Linked DNA regions of Homo sapiens: region 1 is linked to region 2. The links are chromatin loops, found by intact Hi-C in ENCODE. Cell type or tissue: mammary epithelial cell. All regions are shown on one strand. Each heading gives the region's core, and the rest is flanking DNA. Links, peaks and the distances in the headings are about the cores only.

Region 1 (4,392 bases), core at 129-4,128, 90 kb after region 2:
AGAAAATACAAATTGTACTTCTAAAAAATGGACAACTACTGAGTATACGAAAATCTGGCCATTAGTCAATCTGTTCATTAATTCATTGAACAACCATTTATGGTCCCCTACTGTGGCCAGGCACCAAGCCAGTACTGCAGACCCAAAGATGATTGCCAGTCGGTTTCTTTTCTGAATGCTCGTTGAGGTATGGTAGTGCCCCATGTCACGCTTCTGAGCAGGGGGCTGAGAGAGCAGATGTGTGGGCCTGTCTATCATGGCAGTTACCCTAGGAGAGACCTGTAAGCTGAACTGCAGTGGGGGCACTTTCTCCCAGAGGACAGGCAGGGGTGGGCGTTCAAAAAGGCTGGAGGTAAGTCTCAAAGAATCTACTATCGAATAAATCCTCCTGTGAGCTTGCTTCTTAGCTTTGGCTCACCATTTCCCCAGTAGCAACATGGAAGGAACATCTCCATCTGCACTGCGGCAGGTTGTAGTGGGAAACATGCCCACCTAGAATCACTGACCTTCCGTGTTAATGTCTTTGCTCTGCCTGAGCCAAAGCCTGGCAGAAGTCCGGATGGGTTATCCCAGGGCTGAGGCGGGAGCCAGGTAAGCAATAGAGGGCAGTTTTAGCTACATTCCAGGCCGCGCTGCAGTTGGCGCTTTGTGTCCATTGTGGCAAGTGGTATCTGTCCTCAGGGAAGAAGGTGGCAGGCTAACTGTGCTCTCCATCCATCCTGCAGGTGGAAGGGGCATTTGTCCAGGGCCTTGGCCTCTTCACCCTAGAGGAGCTACACTATTCCCCCGAGGGGAGCCTGCACACCCGTGGCCCTAGCACCTACAAGATCCCGGCATTTGGCAGCATCCCCATTGAGTTCAGGGTGTCCCTGCTCCGCGACTGCCCCAACAAGAAGGCCATCTATGCATCGAAGGTACCATTGCTCTGGCTCTGTGCTGTCTCTTCTGATCTGCCCTGGGGGAGGCCCCAGCGGGTGATGAGAGGCCTCAGTGACCCACCTGGTGGGACTTCAAAGGGCATATCTTGAGGAGGGAAGATGGTTTGACACTGACCTTGGTAGGGGCAGTGGGATAGTTGGGCAGTCCTGCTTGAGAACCAGTTAAATTGGGTTGAGGAGAGCACCTTAGTATGGTCTGAAGCCCACTTCTTTGGGTGAATTTAGAGGGATTCCTTCATCAAATCTTCTCATTTAAATCCTGGCCCACACCCATATCTCAGGCGTACGTCACTGGTGCTTGATCCTAAGAGATGATTTTACAGGTACAGCATTAGTATGGTCCAATGACAATCAGCACATTCACTGCCAATGGGATAGCACCTTTGTACACACCCTTTTACCTCCTTCAGTTGCCAATACTCGACCTTAAGACTTGATCAGGCTGGGTGCGGTGGCTCATGCCTGTAATCCTAGCACTTTGGGAGGCCTAGGTGGGTGGATTGCCTGAGCTCAGAAGTTCGAGACCAGCCTGGGCAACATGGCAAAACCCCATCTCTACTAAAAATAAAAAAAATTAGCTGGGCATGGTGGGACATGCCTGTAATCCCAGCTACTCAGGAGGCTTAGGCACGAGAATCTTTTGAACCTGGGAGGCAGAGGCTGCAGTGAGCCGTGACTGGACCATTGCACCCCAGCCTGGGCGACAGAGCGAGACTCTGTCTCAAAAAAAAAAAAAAAAAAAAAAAAAAAGACTTGGTCAGATGCCTGGAGGATTGTGTCTTCTATTTCTTCCTTATCTGCAGTAAGTATGAAAAAATGGTTGAAAATTGATTTAGCTGATGCATATAATCCTAGTTTGAAGAAGGAAGGCAACTAATCCTTGGTAACCAAAGAAACATCCATTTGCTCATCTCGTGGTTTACTTTACCATAGTGGGTGGGGAAGCTGGGACATATTGTGACCCTTGCCATTGACTGTCATACTTTACCATGCTTGGGAATTACTGAGGCCCATGATAAAAATGTGCCTTTCTGGGGCCCACGCCTAGAAATTTTGCTCCAATAGGTGTGGCTTAGGGCCCTGGAACATGCATTTTCAGCAAGTATCTTTAGTGATTCTGATATAGGTGGTCTCTGATCTATACTTTGAGGGGGAGAAAAACCAACCTATGCTAGAAAATGTTTTAATTCCTGTTTGTTCTTATGCCTATAATTCCTGCGGATGCTGTAATATGACTATGGTGCCTGTAAATGTTGGTGTCAGAGTTGCAGGTAGACTCTTCCCCTCGGCTAGTGACTGAGGAAAAGGTTAAAACTCACGTCAGATTTTGTGGTCTGTAAAATACAATTACCGAGTATAACTTTAAATGGTACATTATATGTGCATGATGTCATCAGAGAAAATTACATGAGTGTTCAAAGAAATATGTCCATGCGGTCCAGTCATGTACTAGCTTGATTGTTCTTAGCCCCTGATCATTTCTGACTGTGCCTTCCTGCTGTATTTGGTGTGGCTCCCATCAGTGCTTTCCTGGTGCCACCAGCCCTCCTCGTGCAGAGTTTGCTGCCTGGCCTCCTAGGTCCACTTGATGATGTGGAGGCAGGACCACCTGCCTGAGCCCCTGCCCTGTGCCCTGTCTGTGTTCAGGCTGTTGGAGAGCCGCCCCTCTTCCTGGCTGCTTCTATCTTCTTTGCCATCAAAGATGCCATCCGTGCAGCTCGAGCTCAGCACACAGGTAATAACGTGAAGGAACTCTTCCGGCTAGACAGCCCTGCCACCCCGGAGAAGATCCGCAATGCCTGCGTGGACAAGTTCACCACCCTGGTATGATGCCCCTCAAGCATCCACTCAGTCCAGGGGAGGCCAGGGATAGGCTGGCAAACTGCAGGGAAGGTTCTGCACAGAGGAGAGGTGTTGGGCTCTCTCCTAACCGGGCAGCCTTGCATCAATGGCCACCCTTCATTGTGCATGGTATGAAGCACACACTCGAACTTGCAAGAGAATAATGAGAAACCTCCTTAAAGCTATAGCTTGTAGCTGGGCCTCCTTAGAGATGGGAGGAATGTGTGGTGCACAGTCATAACTCACAGATTTTATTATTTTCCATCTAGATAAGGATGATGGATGAAACTCCAGAGAGCCTAATCTTTAGTATGAGTCAGTCGCTAGCATTTTTTTTTTTAATTTATGTTAAGGACACTGTATGAATATTGGGGGGATGGAGGGAAAAAGAGGAAATAATTAATTAGATCAACCACATTTGTCCTGTGATGATCATGTGCCATTCTGATACTGGGGACACATAGATGTCCTTGAGGACTTTGCAACCTTGGGAAACCAGATGATTCCATTATAGGGTGATTGATTACTGCCTTGGAGGTGTATGTGGCAGAAAGTAGTAGAAGAATTCCGTAGTCATTGGAATCACTTTAAGAAGCACCTATGTGATACTTGTAGTTGGCAATGCCTAACAAAAGAAGACTTTGCTAGGACGGTTGCTTCCGCTTTGGGGATCTCAGAACCAGCCCAGCCTCTGAGTGGTGCTGAAGTGGGCTCTGTACAGTGGCTTTAATTGCCTTTGCAACTGCAACCTGTGTGGAGTTAGCAGGACTGGGTTCTTCCTGATACTCAGGTGGGGCTTTCTCTTTTTAAAATTCGATATGCTTTTTGGATTTATAGGTAAAGTGGGTACATGTGGTCCCAAGTGGGGAGGGCACAGAGGAACCCCAGGGGCAGACAAATCCACCATCCGCAGACCTCAACACAGTGGGTGAAGGAGGCATATGGGTCCCCATTCAGGTCTTCCTTGGGTCTACCAAGAGCTTTAGCTATGGAGTGAGAACTACACAGACCGTGTGGCACTCCCAGGCAGTAAAGATGCCCACATCTGTGCAGCAACCTACCCACAGCCCAGAACCTTCCCACTATGGCTCCCAATGCTGACAATCACCCAAACCCATTTCCCTGAGAGGAGTGGGTGGCATGGCTCCCAATAAGCTGCCACAGTTTGCAAGGCGAGCTCTTTGCCAACAGTCTGATGCAGAACTCAGTCATTTTCGTAAGCTCTCTGTGGCCCCAGACCTGAAACAAAGATCCGTTTCTATGTTACAACATACCAGCGATTTAAAAATTCTTGCCATGGATTTGCATGAGCAGCTGATTCTATGAACTTTTTAAGGACTGTGAGTTTCAAAAGGGATCACATCTGTATTGTTTGTCACCATATCTCCAAAACCTAATAGAACGCCTGCCATGTGGAAAGTGCTCAGTGAAAATAAATGAATGGCTTAGGAAATTAAGGAGTCCTGCCCTGAGGCATTCTCAACAGCTAGGCCTGCAGAGTGGTGCTTGGCCTTGGAATGATGGTTGGCAGTGGTGGGAGGTGAGGTATGCAAGAGAGTGGGAGGAGCATGATCAGCAGACCCTGGCAATGAGAACACTATCATTCCTTCCT
Region 2 (4,392 bases), core at 269-4,268:
CAGCCCTTCCTTATGGATTCATTTGTCCATTTCTGGACTGCTTCCTTCCTTTAGCAAGCATTCTTTCCAAATCCCTTCAGAAGTGTTCCTTGTGAGATAGTTTCCAGCAATCATTGCCCTCAGAGGTTGAAACCTTGAGTCACTCCCATGTGACCTCCCGTTTTCTGGAAAGTCCTAGTTCACTTAAGCCAGCATGTCCAATGATTGGGGTTTATTTAGGTGGAACTCACTTCCCTGTCCCTGGATTTTCATTGTTGATTGTTGTGGTTTTGTTTTTCACACATTGGGGATTTCCTTCCTGACTCTTCCTTCTTGGCCCCAATCCACTGCTGATTAAATCTCTGTGTGGATCCTCCACCAGGCCCTGCATCAGCTGCTCTGTCGTGAGACCCACCTGAGTGCTCAGGTCTGAACCTCAGGGATCTAGTGGAGTAGAAGGAGTGCTGATTCTAGAACTAACAAGTGGGCTTCAAGTGAAAGTTCTGCTGCTTCGTCACTCTCAGAAACTATTTCTTCAGGAGAAAATGAGACTTACAATATCACATATATGAAGCTGCCATGAATTGATGTATATAAATAAACAAGAAAACCATATTAAACCACAGTGCATGGTCATAACAATGGCGAAGAGGAAGAAAAAGGAGAAGAGTGATGAGGAGAATAAGCACAAGACGACTTTCTCTTCCGGGTGAGAGGGAAGCAACCTTAGGTAGACTGTTTGAGAAGAATCAGTGGCTTTTCTTTACTGAGCAGAAGTCATTGAGCAAGTATTTACTGACCACTACTACATGTTAATGTGGATTCAAAAACAAGTAAGATCTGGTTTCTGTGTGATATGCCATAATAGACATAGGTATAAAATAACAATGGACATGAATGAAAGACCAGTGAGTTTCCCTAGGTGTGGTTGTGTGGGGAGTCCAAGGTCATAGGCTTTTAAGAGCTGGTTGCATTTAAGCTGAGCTTTACATGATTTTATTAGGGGAAAGGGAGTTCTAGGCTGAGCAAATGACCTGGGCAAAAGCATTGAGGTGTAAAACTGGCAGTAAGTTCAGGGAGCAAAGAGTAGTCTATTGTGGCCAAAGATGGTTTGTGTGGGTGAGGTAGTGGGAAATGAGGCTGGAAGGTGGGCTGGGTCCACATGGGTCCAGATGGCACAAGCTTGTGTGCTGAGGCCAGGGCGGGTTGTGCTGGGCTCTGTGAATCCTCAGTGCCTTTGGAGTCCTTCTGTTTGCATTGCTTTGAGTTTTAGGAGGGATTTCCCCCTAAACTGTGCATCTTTGCAACTTCTCAACATCTTTCCGTCCTCCTTGATTGTATTTATTCAAGCTGTGGGAACAGTACCACTTTCCAGGCCCTCTCCCACATTTGCAGGGCTCAAGGCAAGGGTACAAATGGAAGCTCATCAGCTAGGTGTTTTCATTCTTAACAGTTGTAAACTAACTTTAAAAAATGTTAAATCAGAATTTCTATGCTCCTCACTTGACAAGTATACTTTCATAATAACCCTGAAGATCAGGTTATAATTGATCATTTTCAGACTCTCCAGAAAACTGGTTTCCCCTGTCCTCACCATACTGTCTCCCCTCCCTAACTTGACTTCTCATCCCTAGCTTTGCCCCATTCTGTGACAATCCTCTCTCAAGCACATGGGTGGATAATATGGTCCACATATCTAAGGTATGCCCACTGCCCCAGTCGTCACCCCAGGGCACCTAGAGATATACATCTTGGGAGCCAAGTGGTGGACATACCAGAAGCACAGGTCCCCTCTGCGGTGATAGGCCAAGGGAAATGGCCAGACTGGGCCTTGGGAGTGAGCTGGAGGTCACTGGGCAGGGGCCCTGATCCACGGGGAGTGCTGTAAACAGAAAGTGACATAGGCTCTGAATGGTCACATTCCGTAGGCGCAATGAACTTCTCACCCAGTGGGGAGAGGCATAGCCACAGGCATGCCAGAGTAGAGCCCTCTAAAGAGCAGACCCAGGGCAGAGCCACCTCTTGTCTGGGCCTCCAGGTGGGGCTGTGAGCCACTTCTGTCTTTGGTGAGTCCACTTTCAGAGTTACTGGGCTGAGTTGGTAGAAGCATCAGACTTTGTCAGCAGGAAGTGTTCTTATCACCTCCATTTCCCAGTGGATAGAGAATGCACTCTATCCCTTGGTGGACAAGAGTCTTAGGATGACAGTATATTTTGTCATGCTACAAGAATATCAAGAAAATTTCAGAGGCTTACGAAAAGGAGGATTACTCAAGGATATTCTATATTAGGAAATACTGGTTCAAACAGTTACATGAAAACGACAAGCACAGTCTGGGCATGGTGGTTTACGCCTATAAGCCCAGCACTTTGGGAGGCTGAGACATGTGGATCACTTGAGGCCAGGAGTTCAAGACCAGCCTAGCCAACATGGTGAAGGCCAGGCTCTACCAAAAATACAAAAATTAGCCAGGTGTAGTGATGCATGCCTGTAATCCCAGCTACTCGGGAGGCTGAGGTAGGATAAACGCTTGAACTCAGGAGGTAGAGGTTGCAGTGAGCCAAGATTGCACCACTGCACTTCAGCCTGGGCAACACAGCAAGACTCCATCTCAAAAAAAAAACAAATAAAAAACCACAAAATGGACTGCAGAACTTTCATAATCTGGTATTATACTCTTTTCCTTAGCATTCCAGCTATTCCAATGCTGGACAAGTGGGAATATCCTGTAGCATGGACCCAACTTGCTCAGAAATGGGTGAGGATCAGATGGTGTGAATAAAAAGGCCACCAGAAAGGAGGATGCAAACACACCACACATGCACACACACACACACACACACACACACACACACACACACACACACACACAGGTATTATGTCATAATATCCATAAATGTTAGAGCTGGAAGGGTCCTTGAAGTTTTATAGATGGGAAAGGGGCTTGCCAAAAGTGACAGAGAGAGGAGCAAATCCTTGGCTTTCACCTGAGTCTCTCTTTTCCTAGACTGGGACTCTTTCCATGGTTTCATCACAACCTCATGTTTGGTTCCAAAATTCTCTAGACCAGTTAAATGGGGCCTCTGTCTGTTTATAACAAAGGCATGGAGAGGCTGATGAAATTTTTCCTAGGAAGAAGTACTCTCTTTTTCTCATTTGTCCTGAACAAGTTCACAATCTTTGCTTACAGACCCACCATTGAAGCACTCCCATTCAGCCCCAGGCAAGGCAATCCATGTATTTCCTGGGAACTGCTGCTTCACTGGCACCGCAGTCATGGCTATGGGGCCATGGGATGCATTCAAGGGGCAGCCAGCACCCAGATTCTTGTCACCCCAGTTCCTACTTCCACATGGGATTCTTAGAATAATAATGATGATCAGATGGAGATGACGAATAGGGGAAGTTTAATACAGTGACAATACCGATACTCATCAAGACTAGAAAATTATAGTTGCCAGATCACTAGAATTATTGACTATTCTGGTCTGGCTACTTAGCTGCAGATGGAAGACAGCCAAGAATCACAGGGAGAGGAAGCTTGACCAGGAGGCCATGAGCTGATCCCTGAGGTGACTATGGTTGCCATTCTATGTTTACCATTCTTTATGCCTGCCCCTCCTCTGCTGCTCTTCCTTCAGGTCTTCTGCCTTCCCTCTCTTCTGCTATTGTGCTAAGTCTATCGATTCCTCTGCTCAGATCCACAGACGTGACATATGGAGGGTCAAAACCTTCCCCATTGAGATCCATCTTCCTTCCATGTTTCAGGGAGCTTCCAAGCCACCAGGGACCACTGATTTCCAGAAGCCCCTGGTCCTCCTGAGAGAATGAGGAGCAAATCCAAGCACTGGGCAGACCCTGCAAGAGTGCCGCGCCTTCACCCTTCTCTGCATATCCTGGGCTCAGGGACCCGGGGGGAGTTGGCAGTGGCTAACAAGTTCCGTTCCATCTGCTGCTTCTGGCAGAGTGGACCTGGAACCTGGGGCCCTTCTCTAGGTCTCCCCGAGCCAAACTATCAAATGAATGACAGCTAAGATTCTATCGATTTCCCACCGTCTGGTTCTTTTCTTTCCCTGTGACATTTTTACACTCTGCATTTTAGTTTGGGTTTGCAGAATTTCACAAGATTCTTGTTCGATTTCCTTCCTCAAAGCACTTTATTGTGATTGTAACATTAAAAACAGAGAAACAAACCACGTCCATGAGTTTTTTTAAGACAGGCCTGAAAGCCTTGGAGCCTGCTGTGTCACACTACACGCTGTTTCATCTTCTACTCTCCTCACTCTGATTCTTCTAAGGCCAAACTTTCTCACTGCTGCTGCCAACCCTGCGTTAGTGAGACTCAATGAGATGGTTTTTCCTCTGCCCCCCACGCCTATACAGTGTAAAGGGGCCATCCTGGATGGTGTCCAG

What was found. A loop is a pair of places that touch in the nucleus more often than their neighbours do. Peaks named below come from ENCODE experiments on the same cell type or tissue, not always from the same donor. Only the 100,000 strongest peaks of a DNase experiment are listed, where the experiment ranks them.
Region 1: a loop joins it to region 2, with 6 times the contacts of the local background. A loop is called at or near these places in 4 of 110 quality-filtered maps.

Annotation. Positions count from the first base shown.
Region 1 is chr2:31,336,011-31,340,402 of GRCh38, reverse strand. XDH (xanthine dehydrogenase) reads left to right here. Exons shown (of 36, transcript NM_000379.4): 34 at 726-914; 35 at 2,586-2,762. Among named protein-coding and RNA genes, the nearest start is that of XDH, 77 kb to the left of the region's middle. In mammary epithelial cell, for the core only: no CTCF peak of the experiment used is centred there; a DNase peak (open chromatin) is centred at 2,322; H3K4me3 peaks cover 910 bases; H3K27ac peaks cover 3,086 bases.
Region 2 is chr2:31,425,781-31,430,172 of GRCh38, reverse strand. No RefSeq gene overlaps it. Among named protein-coding and RNA genes, the nearest start is that of XDH, 13 kb to the right of the region's middle. RefSeq lists an enhancer at 1-537. In mammary epithelial cell, for the core only: a CTCF peak has its summit at 2,012 (motif pointing right); a DNase peak (open chromatin) is centred at 2,042; H3K27ac peaks cover 856 bases.